Linked DNA regions of Homo sapiens: region 1 is linked to region 2. A link is a loop called in an ENCODE intact Hi-C map of the cell type or tissue named here. Cell type or tissue: transverse colon. All regions are shown on one strand. Each heading gives the region's core, and the rest is flanking DNA. Links, peaks and the distances in the headings are about the cores only.

Evidence for each region. A loop is a pair of places that touch in the nucleus more often than their neighbours do. Peaks named below come from ENCODE experiments on the same cell type or tissue, not always from the same donor. Only the 100,000 strongest peaks of a DNase experiment are listed, where the experiment ranks them.
Region 1: it touches region 2 in a loop (12-fold over the local background); 1 of 110 quality-filtered maps calls a loop at or near these places.

What each region holds. Positions count from the first base shown.
Region 1 is chr17:62,606,063-62,616,832 of GRCh38, forward strand. TLK2 (tousled like kinase 2) reads left to right here. Exons shown (of 22, transcript NM_006852.6): 20 at 68-179; 21 at 1,979-2,086; 22 at 6,330-9,419. The coding sequence ends at 6,503. Among named protein-coding and RNA genes, the nearest start is that of MRC2, 16 kb to the right of the region's middle. RefSeq lists an enhancer at 5,740-5,859. In transverse colon, for the core only: no CTCF peak of the experiment used is centred there; no DNase peak of the experiment used is centred there; H3K27ac peaks cover 467 bases.
Region 2 is chr17:63,563,135-63,573,904 of GRCh38, forward strand. All of the region lies in intron 1 of DCAF7 (DDB1 and CUL4 associated factor 7), which reads left to right. It also overlaps the pseudogene RNU6-288P. Among named protein-coding and RNA genes, the nearest start is that of DCAF7, 18 kb to the left of the region's middle. In transverse colon, for the core only: no CTCF peak of the experiment used is centred there; no DNase peak of the experiment used is centred there.

The sequences.
Region 1 (10,770 bases), core at 1,460-9,459, 960 kb before region 2:
CTTTTTGTACATGTCTTAAACTTATATGATCATTATTCTAATAATTTATATTTCTTTTTTGTCCCAGGTATTTACCACCAGAGTGTTTTGTGGTTGGGAAAGAACCACCAAAGATCTCAAATAAAGTTGATGTGTGGTCGGTGGGTGTGATCTTCTATCAGTGTCTTTATGGAAGGAAGGTAAGTTAGAAGGTTGATGGAGAAGCTTGATCTCTTTCTTGGGTGGCACACACACACACAGTGCCTTGGTATGGATTAGTCTATTGGAGTTAATTATTGGGTTATACAAAATAGAATCCTGAAAGGAGTGGTTTAAAGAAAATACAGACTTAATAATACAAGCCTTATTCGTAAGCAGAAATCCTCAACCCTAGGGCACCTAATGAGTTCTGCGGGGCTGTTAAAAACATGCACTTTTGCTGTTCTCAATTAGATCTGGAACATGTATTTATTCTGATAGTGTGTATAGGGATTTACAAAAATCGTTTATTTATTAAAGTATACAATCTTCCCAAGAACCTGGGGGCCCCAAGAACCAAAACTCAAAATATCCCCAGAATCTTTATCGCCAGCCATCCCATTAGTTGAACCTATTATTAATGAAAGCGTGCTTTATATTTCTATACTGGGGAGATGGTGTCAGGATGTATTCATTGTTACCTCTGATCAAGGTGACATATTTCAACAAGTGGTAAACTACACCTAATGAATTGTCACATTTGTTTTTCCTTGTGAACATGCCTTATAAATGTATATATTAGGATCCATTTGTGTATTTATGTTCCTATTGCTGTTTTTGTGTGTTTGTTTGTTTCAGTGTTTCCCAGTAGGCTGTGGGTATAAGCCAGATGGGAGTTCTGTGTGTCCTTTGAATTCTTAATATTTTGATTACATTCCCCAGACCAGGCTCTTAATTCAGATTATACCTTCCTCTTTAGCTTCTCCTTGGTCTTTTTTTTTTTTTTTTTTCTATCTCACCTCTCTAAAACAGGGAAACTATTCAGAGGTAGTAGGCTTAATTATTATTTACATTCCCTGACAATGTTGAATTGCTGCCGATAACAGCAGTAGAAATTATCTAGAAATAACTGTTTGAGAGAGATCTCAGTAGAACCAGTATAGAGAGACTTGAGTTGAACTTGTTTTTAAGAGTTTATTAGAAAATGGCAGCTCGGTGACCAGGCGTGGTGGCTCACACCTGTAATCCCAGCACTTTGGGAGGCCGAGGCAGGTGGATCACAAGATCAGGAGATCGAGACCATCCTGACTAACATGGTGAAACCCCGTCTGTACTAAAATTACCAAAAAAAAAAAAAAATTAGCCGGGCGTGGTGGCGGGTGCCTGTAGTCCCAGCTACTCGGGAGGCTGAGGCAGGAGAATGGCATGAACCCGGGAGGCAGAGCTTTCACTGAGCTGAGATCATGCCACTGTACTCCAGTCTGGGCGACAGAGCGAGACTCCATCTCAAAAAAAAAGACAAAGGAAATGGCAGCTCGGCATAGTTGAAGCCATTAAGTAACCCCAACTCTTTCTTTTTCCCACTCTGTCCTTACCCCTCTTGGTTTTGACTTCCTTTCCTTCTCTTTTTCTGTTTTTTGAGTTGGCCTGAGGCACAGGTGTGTATTTCTTAGGGCCGCATGTATCCCTCAGAGCAGGTGAGGTTGCTGGGTCCTGCTCTAGATCTCCCTTTTCTCTGGTGTGAGCAAAGCTTAGCAGAGCATTAGGATATAGGAGATGCTGCTTCTGGTCCCCACTCTGCTTTGACCTGGTAGTTGAACTGTGAGCAAGTTACATATGCTCTGAGCTCTCAACCCCTTTTATCTATAAAGTGAGAGAACTAGAGGGGATTGTCTCCAGAGTTCCTTGCAGCAATTCAAATTAGAAGATGTCTTATCCTTTTCCTTCCCTGGGGTATTGAATTGTTTTCTCTATAATTTTCATCAGAGGCCTACATTATTTGTTTGTTTTTATGTGACAGCCTTTTGGCCATAACCAGTCTCAGCAAGACATCCTACAAGAGAATACGATTCTTAAAGCTACTGAAGTGCAGTTCCCGCCAAAGCCAGTAGTAACACCTGAAGCAAAGGTAAGTTTTGTTTGACCCATTGGCCAACAGAAACGGCTGCTTTGCTTTCTGTATTACTTTTTTGGGTAATAGTGGATGGATTCTTCAGTGTGAAATTCAGCAGTTAATAAAAATATTAGGATAGGCATGAATTAATGTTCCTAAGAACACTTGACAGAAGAACATTGCTTACACCCTGACCACCCCATCCCCAGTTCCAGTAGAAGGAATGTTGATAGGTGGGTGTTTTAATCTGGAAAGGCTCCCTAGAGTCAGAAAGGGAGGGAGAGCAGACTCCAGTTGAGAGAGAACAGGTGTGTGGATGTCACGAAAGATACCCAGCTTCATCTGTATTCAGGGATTATGATTAATTTGGGGAGCTAATGCCCATGTAGGAGAAATTATATAAGAGTACTAAGGCATTTGTATTAGTCTGTTCTCATGCTGCTAATAAAGATATACCCAAGACTGGGTAATTTATAAAGGAAAGAGGTTTAATTGACTCAGCTCAGCATGGCTGGGGAGACCTTAGGAAACTTAGGTAACCACCCCCATGATTCAGTTACCTCCCACCAGGACCCTACCATGACACGGGATTATGGGAACTACAATTCAAGATGAGATTTGAGTGGGGACACAGCCAAACCATATCAACATTATAGGGTTAAACGTCAGGTGAATGGTAAGCAGTAAATTCTGTTGCAGTTGGTGAGGGCATAAAAAACTCGTGAGGCAAAGGAAACATGGAATGGGAAGTGGTGAAAAGGAAGCTATAAATAATCACTCATCCTTGCCACATCTGTAAACCAAGATTCTAGTAGCCAGCCTACTTTTTCCTTGCTATTTTATTTATCTCTATTTATTAACCAGTTCTACTTAGGTGAGTGGTAGCCAGCCCCATTGGGTGCTGTGGTCATTTAGCATTTTTAAAGTCAAAGTGAGCAGTTATAAGTCTTTTGTTGTTGTTGGTTTGAGACAGAGTCTCACTCTGTCACCGTGTCTGGAGTGCAGTGGCATTATCACGGCTCACCACAGCCTCGACCTCCCCAGGCTCAGGTGATCCTCCCACCTCTGCCTCCCAAGAAGCTGGGACTACAGGTGTGCACCACTGCTCCTGGCTATTTTTTTGTATTTTTTGTAGACAAGGGGTTTCGCCGTGTTGCCCAGGCTGATCTCGAACTCCTAGGCTCAAGCCATCCGCCTGCCTCAGCCTCCAAAGTGCTAGAATTATAGGTATGAGCCACTGTGCCCAGCCAGTTACAAGTCTAATCTCTTTCTTCGGTGTTTGATCTCTGCCGTTCCCTCACAGTGTACCTATGTGACATAGGTTAGGAAAGAACCTCTTTTCCAAGTGGTTTAGCTGCCATGTCACAGGGTAAGAATTAACATCTTTAGCAGTTGTTTATAATTCCTGACTGATGGCTCCCTGTCCCCATTGTTCAACAGTTTAAGTACTGCATAACCAAGAAATCAAATCTGCAAGGGAGAAGTCCCATGACACATCCCTAAGGCAAATGCTGATTTCCTGACTTGTCCTAGGAGAGCTGGAGAGAGGCTCAGCTTTGAAGCCTGGTTAACCTAATTTTGGTGTCAGCTCTACACTCAGTAGTAGCTGTGTAACTTTAGGCAAGTTAAACCTTTTAAGCTGCTTTTCCTTATCCATAAAAACAGAGACAAAAACATCTTCCTTAAAAGGTGTTAGTAGCTAGGTGCAGCGCTGTGCACCTGTAATGTGCTATGATCATACCTATGAATAGCCACTGCACTCCAGCCTCAGCAACACAGTGAGACCCTGTCTCAAAAAAAGAAAAAGAGAAGGGTGGTTGTGAGGTTTAAGAGGACTGGTAGCACCTAACCCTTGGCAGATTCTCTAGCTAGCTGCTCTCACTACCCATGCCACAGCTGCCACCCAGAGTCGATACTGAGGGACTTGAATACATTGTCTGGTAGATGTTTAATTCTCCTAATCTGTCAGGTTTTTCAAGACTATTTCTTTATATAACTTTTGTCAAATTTTCATGTTTATTCAATAAATAGGTGAACAAATGTCTCCAAAACTTTAGAGTCTGTTAGATGAACTTGTTGTGAAGAATACAGAAGTATCTCCAAATGTTTCTGTGCATTATCTCCTGTGTCCCTGTTTCTCCTAATCCTACCCTCTTCTCTTCCTGTCCTCCCACAACAAATATTTACTGAATGCCTGTGAAACACTAAGACACTATTCCGGGTAGTGGAGATGGAATCGAATATGTAGCAGTGAACTCTGCAGAACAGTTCCCTACCCTTAAGGAGTTTATATTCCACTTATGAGAAAAACAATAAAACAAAAAGTGGATACATTTCAGATGGTGACACATGTTATGAAGAAATAAATCAGAGTAGGGGGATGAGGAGGTGGAAACCTCTTTTTTTGATGGCATGGTTAGGGAAGGCCTCAAAGATGAAGTGACAGTTTGAGCAGTATCTTGAATGGTATGAAGGTGGGAGCCATGATTTGCAGGAGCCGTTAGATCTGCAGGGGAAAGTATTTTAGCAGAGAGAAGCTCAGATGTGAGAATGAGCTTTTTGCAGGTCCACAGAGCAAATGGGAAGGTGGTAAGAGAGGCAGGAGGGTGAGGGTAAGTGTGAGGGAAGGCAGTTGCAGGTTTTAATCAGGGCAACTATGTGAGTTGATTGCTGTTTTAAGAGCTGACACTGGCAGCTACAGAGAAAATTCAAGGTAAATGAAGTTTACTTGGCTGAGTGCCATGGATCACACCTGTAATCCTATGGGAAGATGAGGTGGCAGGATTGCTTGAGGCCACAAGTTTGACACCATCTTGGGAAACATAGTGAGACCCATTTCTACAAAATATTTTAAAAGTAGCTAGATGTGGTGGGGCACGCCTTTGGTCCTAGCTACTTGGGAGGCTGAGGTAGAGGATCACTTGAGCCCAGGAGTTTGAGAGTACAATGAGCTATGATCATGCCCGTGCACTCCAGCCTGGGTGACAGAACGAGATCTTGTCTCTAAAAAAAGTTTTAAAAAACAGTTTGACCAGTATTTAAGCCAAGATAACCTGTTTAACTCCAATTCCTTGTCTTTCACCTAGAAAGGCTCATTTTTAAAGGCCAAGGATCATTATGTTCATTTCTATGAATTGTTTTTATCTTCCAAATGCTTTAACCAAGCCAGTACCTGTAAGTCTTTAATTTTGAAAAACCAGATTGGCATTGTATTATTAATTTGTTTATCAAACATGGGGGAAAACCAAAAAATCAGTAGCTTGATTCATGTTGTAGATTTTGTTTCAAATCAACTTTGCTTTTTAGAGCATTTTTAGGCTCATAGCAAAACTGAAAGTATAGAGTTCCCTTATACCGCCTGCTGTACCCATGCACAGCCTCCGCATCGATATCCCCTGCCAGAGCAGTCCATTCGAGAGAGCCAATGAACCTATCTGTACCGACACATCACATCCTTGTCACCCTCATGTAAAATACTGAGTTTCTGTAATAATGATGTTTTAGATTTTTTTAAATTAATTTATTTAAAATAGTTATATTGAAACTGATTAAACAGAACTAGCTAAAAAATAGGAAGAAAGCAAGCAGGAAAAGACAGATAATCTATATAAGGGCCTTTATGCTAAGACTTACAGAAACTAAAACTACATAGCCTCCATATTGGTAGTCAACTGGAATTCCGTGTGCAACCCCACTCACTGCATTTTTGGGTCTACAGTATTATTGCAGATGCAAGTCCTTTTCACGTTTCCCTTTACGACATAGGGAAATAATTTTATAACCTGTGACACATCATAGTGTTAGTCGTTGTGTGTCTCCTGACACTTCATATGGTGACAGAATTTTCGCTTCCTCAGGAAGTTCACATGAGGCCATGGTTTGTAGATGGAGGACCGTGAAGTTAGATCGTTCCCATCCAAACCAGCGAAGACAAAGAGAGATTTTTTTTTTTTCTGTTGGTCTTAGTGCTTTGGGGGCAGGAGTATTTAGAGGTCATGCTTCCTTTTTCCTCCCTTCAGTAATGGCTCAGCCCTTTCTGTCTGAGAAGGGATCGGTGGCAGCAGAGAGGTACTTCTGTTGGTGCTTCTCCTTCCCTTGTGTTCTTTGGGTCTGCCTGGTGATTTCTGAGGAAGGCCTTAAGCCCCTTCTCTTTAGTTGATATTTGCTCTGGGCCCTGGCAGCCGATAGAGAGCCTTAGGGTTCCCTCCAGGGGTGCCAAGACTATCTGCCTCTGTCTTCAAGAAACTCTCCTTTGCAGGCGTTTATTCGACGATGCTTGGCCTACCGAAAGGAGGACCGCATTGATGTCCAGCAGCTGGCCTGTGATCCCTACTTGTTGCCTCACATCCGAAAGTCAGTCTCTACAAGTAGCCCTGCTGGAGCTGCTATTGCATCAACCTCTGGGGCGTCCAATAACAGTTCTTCTAATTGAGACTGACTCCAAGGCCACAAACTGTTCAACACACACAAAGTGGACAAATGGCGTTCAGCAGCGGGTTTGGAACATAGCGAATCCGAATGGATCTGATGAAACCTGTACCAGGTGCTTTTATTTTCTTGCTTTTTTCCCATCCATAGAGCATGACAGCATCGATTCTCATTGAGGAGAAACCTTGGGCAGCTCCGGCCAGGCCTTGTAGGAAAAGGCCCCGCCCGAGGTTCCAGCGTCAACGGCCACTGTGTGTGGCTGCTCTGAGTGAGGAAAAAATTAAAAAGAAAAACTGGTTCCATGTACTGTGAACTTGAAAACTTGCAGACTCAGGGGGGTCCCTGATGCAGTGCTTCAGATGAAGAATGTGGACTTGAAAATACAGACTGGGCTAGTCCAGTGTCTATATTTAAACTTGTTCTTTTCTTTTAATAAAGTTTAGGTAACATCTCCTGAAAAGCTTGTAGCACAAAGGCTCAGCTGGGGATGGTGTTTGACTTCGGAGGAAAAAAGTTGCTATTGCCCGTTAAAGGCACTAGAGTTAGTGTTTTATCCCTAAATAATTTCAATTTTTAAAAACATGCAGCTTCCCTCTCCCCTTTTTTATTTTTGAAAGAATACATTTGGTCATAAAGTGAAACCCGTATTAGCAAGTACGTGGCAATGTTCATTCCAATCAGATGCAGCTTTCTCCTCCGTCTGGTCTCCTGTTTGCAATTGCTTCCCTCATCTCAGTAGGGAAAAAATTGAGTGGGAGTACTGAGATGTGTGGGTTTTTGCCATTGGACAAAGAATGAGGTTAGAAGACTGCAGCTTGGAGTCTCTCTAGGTTTTCAACTATTTCTTCACAATTTGAACACTTGACGGTTGTCCCTTTTAATTTATTTGAAGTGCTATTTTTTTAAATAAAGGTTCATCTGTCCATGCAGTCCTCTTGGATTCTCTGAATGTAGTAACTATGAAGCTATGCCAAAGGTAGGCAGAAAATGGGCTTGGGAGCCAGACACTCCAGGGATCAGTAGTTCCTACCCATAGTCTTTGTGTGCTTGCTAAATGGTGTACATTTCTTGTTAACCACGTTATTAAAACTTGATCAGCACATAAGCTTTCTTCTGTTAGATCTTTTGGCAGCAAACAACCTTCCCCCCAAGCCTCTGAATTTTGTGGGTGTGTGGTGGTGTGTGTCTGTGTGTGCATGTACACACACACTTTGTCTAGCTCACTTTAAAAGATTCATCAAATGGAATTTTAAAAATAATCTGAAAAGAAATAGATATTTCAGGCCGGGCCTGGTGGTTCACGCCTGTAATCCCAGCACTTTGGGAGGCCGAGGTGGGTGGATCACGAGGTCGGGAGTTCGAGATCAGTCTGGTCAACATGGTGAAACGCCATCTCTACTAAAAATATAAAAATTAGCCTGGCGTGGTGGCGTGTGCCTCTAGTCCCAGCTACCCGGGAGGCTGAGGCAGGAGAATTTCTGGAACCCAGGAGGCGGAGGTTGCAGTGAGCCGAGATGGCACCACTGCAATCCAGCCTAGGCAACAGAATGAGACTCTGTCTCAGAAAAAAAAAAAAAAAAAAAAGGAGAAATAGATGTTTCAAATATGAACATTCTTTTGGCACCAATTTTCTTTTTTAATTTGGTTGTTTCTGAGATGTATGATCAACTGAAGATGGAGCTGAAATGGGAGACGGGTGGCCCCACCGTGCCCTTGAAACAGCAGAGCACTCCTCAGTAGAGAGGGAGGGAGCCAAGAGCCTGAACATGTGGTCGCCAGCTTGGAATGTTACTGACATATGTGGCGAGGGCTTAGCCAGAAATATTTAAAGATGTAGTATTCCGGCCTGTGAGTTGTCTGGGCAGGGAGGGGGAGTCAGAAAGGGTAGAGAGCTCTCAAATAACTCATGACTCTAGTGTTCCTTTCACATGTGAACAGTGTCACTGATGACACATTTTCTAGGACCTTCGTTTGTTTTGTGGACCTGCCTCAGTCTCCTCAGTATCAGGCGATCTTAAGGGAAGATGGAGTGTTTCAAATTGGAGAGAAGTTCATGGGTAGGTATCGTCCTGTGGAATTCTGAATGCAAGGAAGTCAACCCCAGAGGCCTTGGTACCCCCAGCTTTCTAAAACTACTTTATTACAATTTATATGTATATACACATGCACATATAAACGTGTGCATTTATGTATGTGTGTATAGTACCTTTTTTAAAAAAACATTTCCTCCAAGCTGCTAAGCAAAGGGTCTCACAGGTCGAGCACAGTGCTGAGAGGATGGTGTCTGCATAATGAAGACATGGATGAAGCTGAGACCGTGTTCAAACTCACTGAAAACAATGAAGTTCTATTCCTTTTTTCTTCCTCTCCAATGATCTTGCAGTTGATTTGTTTGTTTTTTAATTTTTTAACATTTTTTTAACGTTGAAAAAATGCTGCGTCTTTCTTTAAGCCTTCCCAGTAACTTCCTGCCTTTTTTTTCCCCGTGGGCTTTTAAGTGAAGCTGCAGGATTTTATCTTTCAATCTGCCCTTTCTACCCTTGTCCTATTGAAAGGATGCCCTCTTCCCTTGCTTTTTTGGTCTAGGGCCTGTTTGGAGCTAACTAGGCTTGGCTGAGTCCGGGCAAGACCTTCTTCCGAGGCATGGACAAGCCCCAGAGAACATGCAGAACATTGACCTTTCCATTGACTGTCTTTCAAGCAGCCAGTGAAATCACTAAGTGGGGTTCTTCCATGACATATTTTGTTAATATGGGTTTCACTTTTTCCAAGAATAGTCCCTTGTTGCCACAATGTTGATTTACTTTACACAATGACAGTATGTATTAATTTGTAATTAAACCCATCCAGATTGTTTTAGCCTTTTCCCAATGGGGTGGGGGAGGGAAGAAGGATATTAAAATAAGTTTTAAGAAGCAAATTTCCCAGCCTCTTGATTTGACTCTAGTTCTCCAGCTTCACACAGGGACCTGACCACCTAGGGTGCAGATTGGGAGAATCCTGGCAACAGGCTGAGTCTCAGGGCATTGCAGGCATGGGAATGTGTTGATTCATGCAACACCTTTGGTACCTTCAAGTGTGCCAGGAATGATGCTTGTTGGTGGGAATACAGCAGTGAACAGGACAGGGAACGCCTGGCAATCTAGGAGTCAGCAGTCCGAGAGTAAGGGCCCAGGAGGGAAGGAACTGGGCTCGTGCAGTGTGAGATGGGCAGCTTTAGATGGAGACTCACCAGGAAGAGCTGTATGTCCCCACTTCTGTGGCAGACCTGTACATGTCAGCTATCTAAAAAAGGGTTCTATTTCCCTCCTTCCATCATTCTCATTGCCGAAGCTATCTGCCTCATTTCTTAAGGCAGAATCACAGAAGGGTTAAGAGCCTAGACTTTAGGTTTGGGTTTAGACCCCACCTCTGCAAGCTTCAGAAATATCTCCTTGCACTGTGGGAGTAAGGAGTAGAGATAAGATATGTAAAGTGCCTGGCTTGCTCATAAGAGGGGAATCAAAAAATGTGGTTTAAAAAAAGATCACAAGATCTAGTAGTGGAACCCCAAGTTCACTAGTGTGAGGTTCAGAGCCTTCTACTCACCACATACCACATGCAGACCTTTGAAGAGACTGCCCCTTTGGCTTGAGGTTCAGTATCAACCTCTATCTTACAAGGCCAGCAATCTCCTCTTCCCCTGGCTCCAAAACTGCTTTTGGCTGAACCTGGGAGAAGCATCTCTATGGACAAAGGTGTCCAGCAGCGTCAGCATCACCCGGGAGCTTATAGAAATGCATACTCTCAGGTCCCACCCATTCCTACTGCGTCCGAAAGAGAAGGGGGGGGTGCCTAACAGGCTGTTTCATCCTCCAGGTGTTGCTGATGCAGGCTCCAGTTTGAGAACGCCACTGTAGGCTACCTGACTCCCAGGCGGGATGAACACTGAAGGGTACCAGTCCTGCCACCCTTCCTGCCAGCCAACTACTGCAATAAGGGTGGGGTCATTAGAGAGGGTGGCTATGAGGCCTCTTCTGAACTCACCCACTTGGAAGACAGGACTGTTATTTTCTACACTAGGAAAAAACTCCAACGCTGTCGGCTGTCCGACAGCGTATGATGTCATACATAGTTGCCTTTTTTTTTTTTTTTTTTTTTTTTTTTGAGATGGAGTCTTGCTCTGTCGCCCAGGCTGGAGTGCAGTGGCGCGATCTCGGCTCACTGCAAGCTCCGCCTCCCGGGTCACGCCATTCTCCTGCCTCAGCCTCCAGAGTAGCTGGGACTACAGG
Region 2 (10,770 bases), core at 867-8,866:
TATTTTCAAAACATGACAGACAATAGTAGCTAATACTCAATGCAATAGAAAAATGGACAAAGGGTATGAATATCTAGTTCATAGGAGAGGAAATGCAAGTGATCAGTAAACAGGAAAAATGCTGAACCTCACAGGTAGTTAAGGGAAATGAGAATTGTGATATCATCTTTCCCTTTTAAATTTATAAAAATTAAGTTATTGCTTCTAGTGCTGTTGACAGTATGGAGAAATGAACACCTTTACATACTGCTGCTAAGAATGTTAGTTGCTACAGTCTATTTGAAAAGTAAGTTGGTGTCTATTAAAATTTAAAATGCACATACTTTCTAATACAGAAATCCCACTGTTAGGACATTGGCCTCCAGAAAAAAATACAGCAGTTCATAAACACATATGTACAAAGGCATATAAATAAGTAGTGGTGGCTGGGCGTGGTGGCTCATGCCTGTAATCCCTGGAGCTCAAGAGTTTGAAATCAGCCTGGGCAACATGGTGAAATCCCATCTCTATAAAACAAAACAAAACAAAAATTTAGCCTAGCATGGTGGTGGGCACCTCTAGTCTCAGCTACTCGGGAGGCTGAGATGGGAGGATCACTTGAACCCAGGAGGTGGAGGTTGCAGTGAGCTGAGATCGTGCCACTGCACTCCAGCTTGGGCGACAGAGTGAGATTCTGTCTCAAATAAATAAATAAATAAATAAATAAATAAATAATAAAAATAAGTAGCGGCAAGTAAGAGAAAACAGTGTACAGCACTGGGGGAATCCCGGTACATAGATTAAAAAAATGATTTGGCTCTTCATATTGCTCTGAGGGATGTCCATTATTTTGTCAAATTAATAGAGATTCATAGCCTTGGCTCTAGAATTTCATTTTTCTAAAAGTTGAGGGAAAACTTTACACTTAATGTATATATGTTTGACCATATAGAAGAATGTAGAAGCAACACACAACAAATTATGTGATATCTTGGGGATGACATAGAGGGATGTTAACTTTATACACACACACACACACACACACACACATACACATATATACACACACACCTGTGTTTTGTTTGATTTTATATGATGTGATACACTTTATAATCCTCTTACAATCTAAAAGTACATTTAAAGAATGTAATAAACCCAATTGGAATGTCATCAAAATAGATAAAACTTGTAAAAATGGACAAGAAAATGTTAGAGGATATAATGGTAAGGGGTTCAGGCTAGAACTCTGGTATCTAAATTCTAGCACTCACCTCTTTTTCCACTGGAGTCTTATCAAGGAAATTATATACAAATAATAGTAGCCAAAGGGGAAACCTAGCATCATTTTATTAATAACCGAACAAGAACCACTAATGTGGTGCTGCTCCCTGGTGAACTAAGTGGGGAAAATGCAGTTTGGCCTTGAAGCCTCAGTGAAACTTTCTGCTTTTCTACCTCTGACTCAAGGACAGACCCAATCTGACCTCTCCTACCCAGTTGTAGGTTCAGAGAAACTGGAGCGGAGGATGGTCAGGCCCATTCTGAGGAGGCCAATTTGCCTGTCCATGTAGGAGCAGGATAAGCCAGAGCCAGAGAGCCATGGGACATGTCTGACTGTAGAGTGGTCAGGCCCATGCACCTGTCTCGGGCTTCAGCCAATCACTTCAGCAATTCTTCCCCCACCGGAGGAGCTAGTGAGTGGTGGGGACAGAAGAGCAGAACTCCCACGCTCAGTATTCCCTCCATGGGGGACTGGGGCAAAAACTCATCCTTCCTATGGGCATAGGCGGAAATGTGGTGTTGGGGGATGAGGAGCTTAAAGAATGAGAGTGCTACTAACAATTTGTAACAGTACAGTCACGAATCTAGATGAGGAGTTGGGCTCAGTGGCTCATGCCTATAATTCCCAGCACTTTGGGAGGACCAAGGTGTCAGGATTGCTTGAGGCCAGTAATTGGAGGCTGTGGTAAGCTATGATCATGCCACTGCGTTCCAGCCTGGGTGAGAGTGAGACCCCATCTCTTAGAAAAAGAGAGAAAGTCCTTACAAATCAATAAGAAAGAGATATCCACAACCCAGTAGAAAAACTGGACAAATGTTCTAAGCTGGTGATTTCCGTGTAATGGTGAAGAGTTTGGGTAGTGGGATGGGACTGCCTGTATTTAAAATAGAGCTTTGTGGCCGGGCATGGTGGCTCACACCTGCAATCCCAGCACTTTGGGAGGCTGAGGTGGGCGGATCACCTGGGGTTGGGAGTTGGAGACCAGCTTGACCACCATGGAGAAACCCCGTCTCTACTAAAAATACAAAAATTAGCTGGGCGTGGTGGTGCATGCCTATAATCCTAGCTACTGAGGCAGGAGAATCACTTGAACCCGGGAGGTAGAAGTTGTGGTGAGCCAAGATCGCACCATTGCACTCCAGCCTGGGCAACAAGAGCAAAACTCTGTCTCAAAAAAATAATAAATAATAATAATAATAAAATGGAGCTTTGTGATATTGGGCAAGATATTTAACTCAACATTCTTTACTGAAAGTGGGAAGAATAATAGTACCTACCTCATGGCAGTATTGAGAGGATTAAATGAGATGATGTGTGTAAAGCATTAATAATGCTTATACTTGGTCCATGTAAGTGCTCAGTTATTAATGATTATTGTTATTCAAAAGTAAAGGTAGTCAATGAACAAATGTACTCAGCCTCTGGCCAGGTGCAGTGGCTCACGCCTGTAATCTCAGCACTTTGGAAGGCCTAGGTAGGCAAATCACTTGAGGTCAGGAGTTCGAGACCAGCCTGATCAACATGGCGAAACCCTGTCTCTACTAAAAATACAAAAATTAGCTGGGCATGGTGGTGTGTACCTATAATCCTAGCTACTCAGGAAACTGAGGCAGGAGAATCGCTTGAACCCAGGAGGCAGAAGTTGCAATGAGCCAAGATTACACCACTGCACTCCAGCCTGGGCAAGAGAGTGAGACTCTGTCTCAAAAACAAAACGAAAATCCCAGCACTTTGGGAGGCCGAGGTGGGCGGACCATGAGGTCAGGAGATCGAGACCATCCTGGCTAACACTGTGAAACCCTGTCTCTACTAAAAATACAAAAAAATTAGCCGGGCGTGGTGGTAGGCGCCTGTAGTCCCAGCTACTCGGGAGGCTGAGGCAGGAGAATGGCGTGAACCTGGGAGGCGGAACTTAGAGTGAGCAGAGATGGCGCCACTGCACACCAGCCTGGGCAAAAGAGCGAGACTCTGTCTCAAAAAAAAAAAAACAACAGTTACACTTATAGAATCTGTCCAATAAAAACATTTGCACACACATACAAAAATAAATGAGTAAGAGTAGTAGTATTAGCAAAAGTAGAGTAGTATTGTATTAGCAAACAATGGTACATAACCAAAACAACTGAATAGTTAAATAAATTATGGTGTGCTTACCATAATCTGCTATAGAAGAATGAGGGAAAGGAGAGCTATTTGTACTGAAGATCTTCTAAGATTATTGTTAAAAGCAAATTGCAGAATACAGCTGACAACGGTGGCTGACACTGGTAATCCCAGCAATATGGGAGGCCAGGGCGGGAGGATTGTTTGAGCCCAGGAGTTCGAGGGAGACCCTATCTCTACAGACAATTCAAAAATTAGCTAGGTGTGGTGTCTGTGTACCTGTGGTCCCAGCTCCTTAAGAGGCTGAAGGATCGCCTGAGCAGGAGGATCGCCTGAGCCTGGGAGGTCAAGGCTGCAGTGAGCTGTGATCATGCCACCGCTCTACAGTTTGGGTGACAGAATGAGACCTTGTCTCAAAAAAAAGTTGCAGAATACATTTTATGATGCAAGTCTATTTAAGCTTTTTTCTTTCTTTCTTTCTTTTTTAAACAGATGAGGTCTCATTATGTTGCCCAGGCTGGTCTCAAACTACTGGGCTCAAGTGATACTCCCTTCTCAGTCTCCCAAAGTGCTGGGATTACAGGTGTGAGCCACTGCACCTAGCACCTATTTATGCTTTTTTAAAAAAAGAAAAAACCACACACAAATACATGGAGAAGTATTTGGAAAGATGCACACCAAATAGCATCAGTAAGGATTTTTGAGGGTCAGTAAGCAGATGGGAGGCTTTACTCTTTTACTCTGTATTATATGCATATTCAGAGAGAACTTATATTTTCTTTCATCATTAAATTTAAATGGATATCTGAACAAAAAAAAATTGAACAACATGAGAGCCAATTGTAATTCCTCTCAATATTTGGTTGGCAACTTGGAGCAGAAGAGCCAGTGTCAGTTTGGCTGAGGCTAAAACACACACTTGTGCAAACACAATGTAGTCTTTGGAAAGAGAAACTAGGCTGTGTGATTAGAACATTCAGGTGGGCCAGGACTGTCTATTGTAAGTAGTACAATCTTGAAATGTTGAAGAAAACACAATCAATTTTGGAAAGAGATGAATTTCTGGTCAGAAATATTATAAAGCACACAACATGCTAAACTCTAGTCGTAGGCAAAGCTTACATTGTTTTGTAACAGTACATGAGATTTTATTTGGCGTCCTTCTTTTTTTTCCCCCCTAAGACAAGGTCTCACTTTGTTGCCCAGGCTGGAGTGCGGTGGCACAATCACAGCTCACTACAGCCTTGACTTTCTGGGTTCGGGTGGTCCTCCCATCTCAGCCTCCTGAGTAACTGGGACTACAGGCCCGTGCAACCACACCTGGCTAATTTTTTTTTACTTCTTACAGAGATGGGATTTTGTCATGTTGCCCAGGCTGGTCTCAAATTCCTCTTGGGCTCAAGTAATCCTCTGGCCTTGGCATCCCAGGGTGTTGGGATTATAGTCATGAGCCACCGCACCCAGCCTGGCATCCTTCTTAAATATAGCATGTACCCTGAAATTTTACCCTGATTTTGTTTTGTTATTGTTTTTGTTTTTTGAGATGGAGTCTCGCTCTGTTGCCCAGGCTGGAGTGCAGTGGCGTGATCTCAGCTCACCATAACCTCCACCTCCTGGGTTCAAGCGATTCTCCTGCCTCAGCCTCCCAAGTAGCTGGGACTACAGGCATGCACCACCTCACCCAGCTAATTTTTGTATTTTTAGTAGAGCCAGGCTGGCCTCGAACTCCTGACCTCAAGTGATCCACCCGCCTCAGCCTCCCAAAGTGCTGGGATTACAAGAGTGAGCCACCGTGCCCAGGTCTGATTTCGGATGTAGAAAGATACATGGTAGAATTGGGCATGCCCTAAGATATTCCAGAGAAGCTTTGCATTTTATTCGGGGTACTATATGTAGAAAGTTCTTAGTCTTTGCTTTGGTTATCAGTTATATTAGGTTAGTGCAAAGGTAATTTGCAGTTTTGGCCATCACTTATGATGGCAAAAAAACACAATTACCTTTGCACCAACCTAACATTAAACTCAGGCGCTTTAAATTTTACACTGAAATACGTTGAAAGCTAGCTTAGTTGATCTCTGTCATTAACAGAAACCATCTCTGTTTTTGTTATTTTCTTGGCTTGATTTAACGTTCGTTGCTCGCAAGAAACAGAAACCCACTCAAGGTAGTTGAAGGAAAGGGAGGTTTTCATTCAAGGGAGTTGGAGAATCGGAAGGCAAGAATGAGCCTCAGGCCTCTCATGGGACTGGACCCGGCCAGTGGAAAGCTGTTGTCTCACACCCTGCCCCACCTCACAATACATGTCTCTTTTCTGCCTCTTTCCTTGCATGCTTGTCATTCTCACTCGCTATGTATGCCAGCTTTCCCTGCAGCTCCATGCACGCTGCGTCTGTGGCCCTTTCCTGCCTTTTGCCTTCCAGGCTAAAACTAGATAGCTTTTGGGTCTTAATTCCAAATGCTTAGGAGTGAATCGGTTAGCTCAGAAGTCCAACCAGTTCAAACACCTGTGTCAATCTAGCACATTAATTCTCAACCTTGGCTATTATTTGATGTCACTGGGAGCTTTAATAGATACCAAAGCCTGTGTCCCATTACCAGAAATTCTGGTTTTAGTGGTCTGGGATGTTACTAAACCTAATTTGTTGGGATATGTTTAAGTTCCCAGAGGATTCTAACATAGAGCTGTGGTCCATGGTTAAGAAGCACTGATCTAGGAGAGAAGAGGGTCATCTTATAGGCGTGGAATGCTCAGATAGTGGGGTCTTGGCCTAGGTAGATTATTCTCCCAAAGATGTCCTCTAGGGTGTCCCCATTTTTGGCTTTAACCTACCAGTCCTCTTTCTTATAGGGTGTGTTGGAATAACCTATGGAGCTCTACTTTAAGGAAAAAAAAAAAAAAAAGCTCATGCCCAGACCTAGTAAATCAGAACCTTCAGAGGGTGGGGACCAAGCAGGCATAGTTTTTAAGCTGCCCTGCAAATTCCAACAGTACCACCAGGCCTGATCTCCAGGCCGTGCACTCTCACATAGCAGCACCATCCACAGTCATGGCTTCATATATACCACTTTGGTGGTTTTTTGTTTTTGTTTTTGTTTTTGTTTAATTCTAAGGTGTCTCAAATCTTGGTCAGATATTTAGGAGCCAATACTATCTGACCTCTGAGTAACAAATGTACCTTTTTATTTTTAAATAGTCTAGATGTCTTTTTGTTTTTGTTTCTGTCTTTGTTTTGAGATGGAGTGTCACTCTGTTGCTCAGGGTGGGGTGCAGTAGTACAATCTTGGCTCACTGCAAATTCTGCCTCCCGGGTTCAAGTGATTCTCCTGCCTCAGCCTTCTGAGAAGCTGGGATTACAGGTGTGCACCACCACGCTTTGCTAATCTTTGTATTTTTTGTAGAGACGGGCTTTCGCCATGTTGGCCAGGCTGGTCTTGAACTTCTGACCTCAGGTAAGCTGCCTGCCTCAACCTCCCAAAGTGCTGGGATTACAGGTGTGAGCCACCACACCCGGTCTAGATGTCTTTTTCCAAGTACTTTGGTAAGAGAAACTGGGAAGCACCAGCTATGTCAAGTGTGTGTACTACAGTGGGTTAAACATTACTGGTGGGGAGGGTGATTCATTACAGGGATGTTGGTCACATCAGCCTAACAGCTGACAGAAATGATAGGAAAGGCAAGGCGTGATGGCTCACACCTCTAATCCCAGCACTTTGGGAGGCCAATGCAGGCAGATTGCTTGAGCTCAGGAGTTCCAGACCAGCCTGGGCAACGCAGCAAAACCCCGTCTCTACAAAATATGGAAAAATTAGCCAGGCGTGGTGGTATGCACCTGTAATCCCAGCTACTCGGGAGGCTGAGGCACAAGAATCGCTTGAACCTGGGAAGCGGAGGTTGCAGTGAGCTGAGATTGCGCCACTGCACTCCAGCCTGGGCAACAGTGAGACTCCGTCTCAAAAAAAAAGAAAAAAAAAGATAGGAAAAATGTTTATTATATTCTTTGCCTCCTAGATACTGGTCCTCTCATATATATCCTTGATAGGGAAGCCTCCTCTTCCCTTGTGAGGGAGGGTGTAGGGAAACAGGCATTTGCATAGTTAGGTGGTAAGAGTGTAAATTGCAAGGCAAGTCAGAAAGTAGTGCTCTGCTCTATAGAGCACTATAACTTACTAGTGCAGAAAAACATTATTAGGATATATATTGAGGCATTGTTTTTCATAGGGAAAATGGGAATTAGTCTAACTGTCTTTTGGGATTAAATACATTGTAATTTGGCTATCTTGTGGAATGCTATACAGTTGTGACAATTAGACAGATTTATTTGTATTGGCACCAGCATGAAAAAGAAAATTGTCATGCAGAATATGATTGGAAAAAATTTTAAAATTTTTTGAAAAGAGAAAAGATGGCCAGGCACGGTGGCTCATGCCTGTAATCCCAGCACTTTGGGAGGCCGAGGCTGGTAGATCACTTGAGGTCAGAAGTTCAAGACCAGCTTGGCCAACATGGCGAAGCCCTGTCTCTACTAAAAATACAAAAATTAGCCAGGTGCGATGGCGGGTGCCTGTAATCCCAGCTACTCAGGAGGCTGAGGCAAGAGAATCACTTGAATCCAGGAAGTGGAGGTTGTAGTGAGCCAAGATCGTGCCACTGCATTGCAGTCTGGGCGAGAAAGTGAGTCTCCGTCTCAAAAAAAAAAAAGAAAAGAAAATTGATATATTGTGTAAAGGAAGTGAGTTGCAGAATAGTATAATTATATTTATGTAAAGAAAATTTGTATCTGTAAATCTGTAGGCAAGATCTGGAAGTAGTTATATCAAACCAAATGGCAATTACTGGTATAGAGGGATGGGGTGGCATTGAAAGAGGGACTTGTACTTTTAATTCTCTATACTTAGTACCTTAATTATTTACAGTTAGTATAAATTACTTCTGTAATGCTTGAAAATACTTAAAAACTATAAAGAACCATGGGAAAAAAGAAAATGAATGGTTATCTTTATGTGGTGGGATTTTAATTTTAATTTTTTGTGTGTGGGGGGGCAGTATTTTTTATAAAGAAGAAGTTTTAATTTTCTAATTGGGGAAAATCATTTTTAAAAATTACGTCAGGACTTGAATTTCATGAGCCTTTTCTGAAAAATGAGGATGGCTTTTTTCTTGAATTCAAATTAAAAATTTAAGTCATTACCTCTTCTGAAAGCATTGATAAGGTCAAGGAAAGATCGAATCTCAGCTATTTCCTGACTTCTCTCTTAGGTTAGGTACTATTTTTCAGAGATTGTCAAACTTTGCTGAAATCACATCACCAGGGGTGATGAATTCCTAAGAATAGAGAGTCCTGGGCCTCACTTGACACTTACTGAATCAGAATCTTAGGCTGGAGTTGAAGGCCTAGGAATGTAAACCTCTTCAGGCAAGTCTGATAGCTAAGTTGGAAAACCATTGCTGTAGGCAGTACAAGCAGAAGTAAGACACAGGCCTATATTTAAGGCATTTACTAAGTGAAATAGCATAAGACAGTAATGTCAGTGCTTTCATGAGGCACTATGGGATTAGTCACCAAACAGATGTTAGAGATAAGCACTGAAAGAAAGAGCACTGGACCAGGAAGACTGTGAATGCCTTATGAAGGAGGCAAGATGTCATAATATTCAAAGCTCATATATTGAGTAAGACAGTTCTATGTAGAGCTGTTACATACAACTCAAGGTAGGTACTGTGAATATCCTCACTTTACAGATTGGGAAACAAGATGAGCAGAGTTAAGTAACATGTCCAAAGTCTTACAGCTAGCAGGTGGTTAAGTGGGGAGCCCTAGAAGCCCAATTCCACTGTGCCGTATTAACATTGGGCAGGATTTGGGTCAGTGGAAAGGATGTATGAGGATTTTACAGGTATAGAGGGAAGTGTAAGGAAAGGGATGGGAAGCAGTGACTAGATAAATGAAGGTGGAATATAAGGTAAGTTAGGGCTGGGTGGTAGAAAGTCTTGTTAGGCTAAGAGGATCCCAAGTGTCAAATGCTCACAAGATTGGATATTTGAAGCTTGGGAGGAAATCTCTGATGACTTGAAAGACATTTTCTCTTCCAGTTGAACTTCACAGTGTTATCTGCAAAGTTAGAGAGGGATTTGGGGTTTCATGCTCCCTGGTGTATCCACAGCACTTAAAACAGTGCCTGACTCCTAAGAGCTGTCTACTAAATACTTCTTGAATGAATATATAAATATCTGGCTCACAATCTACATCAGAGACTTATTCTTTCTTTTTTCTTTGTTTTTCTGAGACAAGGCCTCGCTCTGTTGCCCAGGCTGCAGTGTGGTGGCATGATCTCAGCTCACTGCAACCTCTACCTCCTAGGCTCAAACCATCCTCCCACCTCAGCTTCCCAATTAGCTGGGACTACAGGCATGCGCTACCACACCCGGCTAATTTTTGTATTTTTTGTAGAGATGAAGTTTCACCATGTTGCCCAGTCTAGTCTCGAATTCCTGGGCTCAAGCCATCCACCCTCCTTGGCCTCCCAAAGTGCTGAGACTACAGGTGTGAGCCACCACACCCAGCCTCAGAGGTTTATTCTTTATTCTGCCCAATGAGCCTCAGAATTTAGCCTTTCATGTTTTTGTTGTTGTTGTTGTTGTGTGGGTACATAATAGGTGTATCTATTTTGGTATAGGCATGCAAAACATAATAATCACAACTTGGAAAATTGGGTATCCATTGCCCCAAGCATTTATCCTTTGTGAAAATACAGAACACTTTACAAATTTCCATGTCATCCTTGTGCAGGGACCATGCTAACCTTTGTATAGTTCTGATTTGAGTGTGTGTGCTGCTGAAGCAAGCACTCTCATCTGGGTTTTTTTCCCGTTTCTCCTCCACAAAGGCTGATACCAAAAATTCCACATTTCATCTAGAATCTTCCTTCTTTATGTAATATTTTCTGGCTGGGCGTGGTGGCTTATGCCTGTAATCCCAGCACTTTGGGAGGCCAAGGCGGGTGGATCACCTGAGATCAGGAGCTTGAGAGCAGCCTGACCGACATGGTGAAACCCCATCTCTACGAAAAATACAAAAAAAAAATTAGCAGGGTACAGTGGCATCTGCCTGTAATCCCAGCTACTTGGGAGGCTGAGGCAGGAGAATCGCTTAAACCTGAGAGGCTGAGGTAGCAGTGAACCAAGATTGCGCCATTGCACTCCAGCCTGGGTGACAAGAGTGAAAATCCGTCTCAAAAAAAAAAAAAAAATTATGCAAAGGTGAGAATGTCAACTTTTTAGTTCCATGTAAAAACTGTTCATTTGGTCACAGTCCCTCTTGTGGCCATTCCTGGTTATCCCTTGCCATTCTCACTATCCCTTAATTTTTCCCCTGTTCCCCTCTGGGCTCCCTGCCTCCAGCCACCTC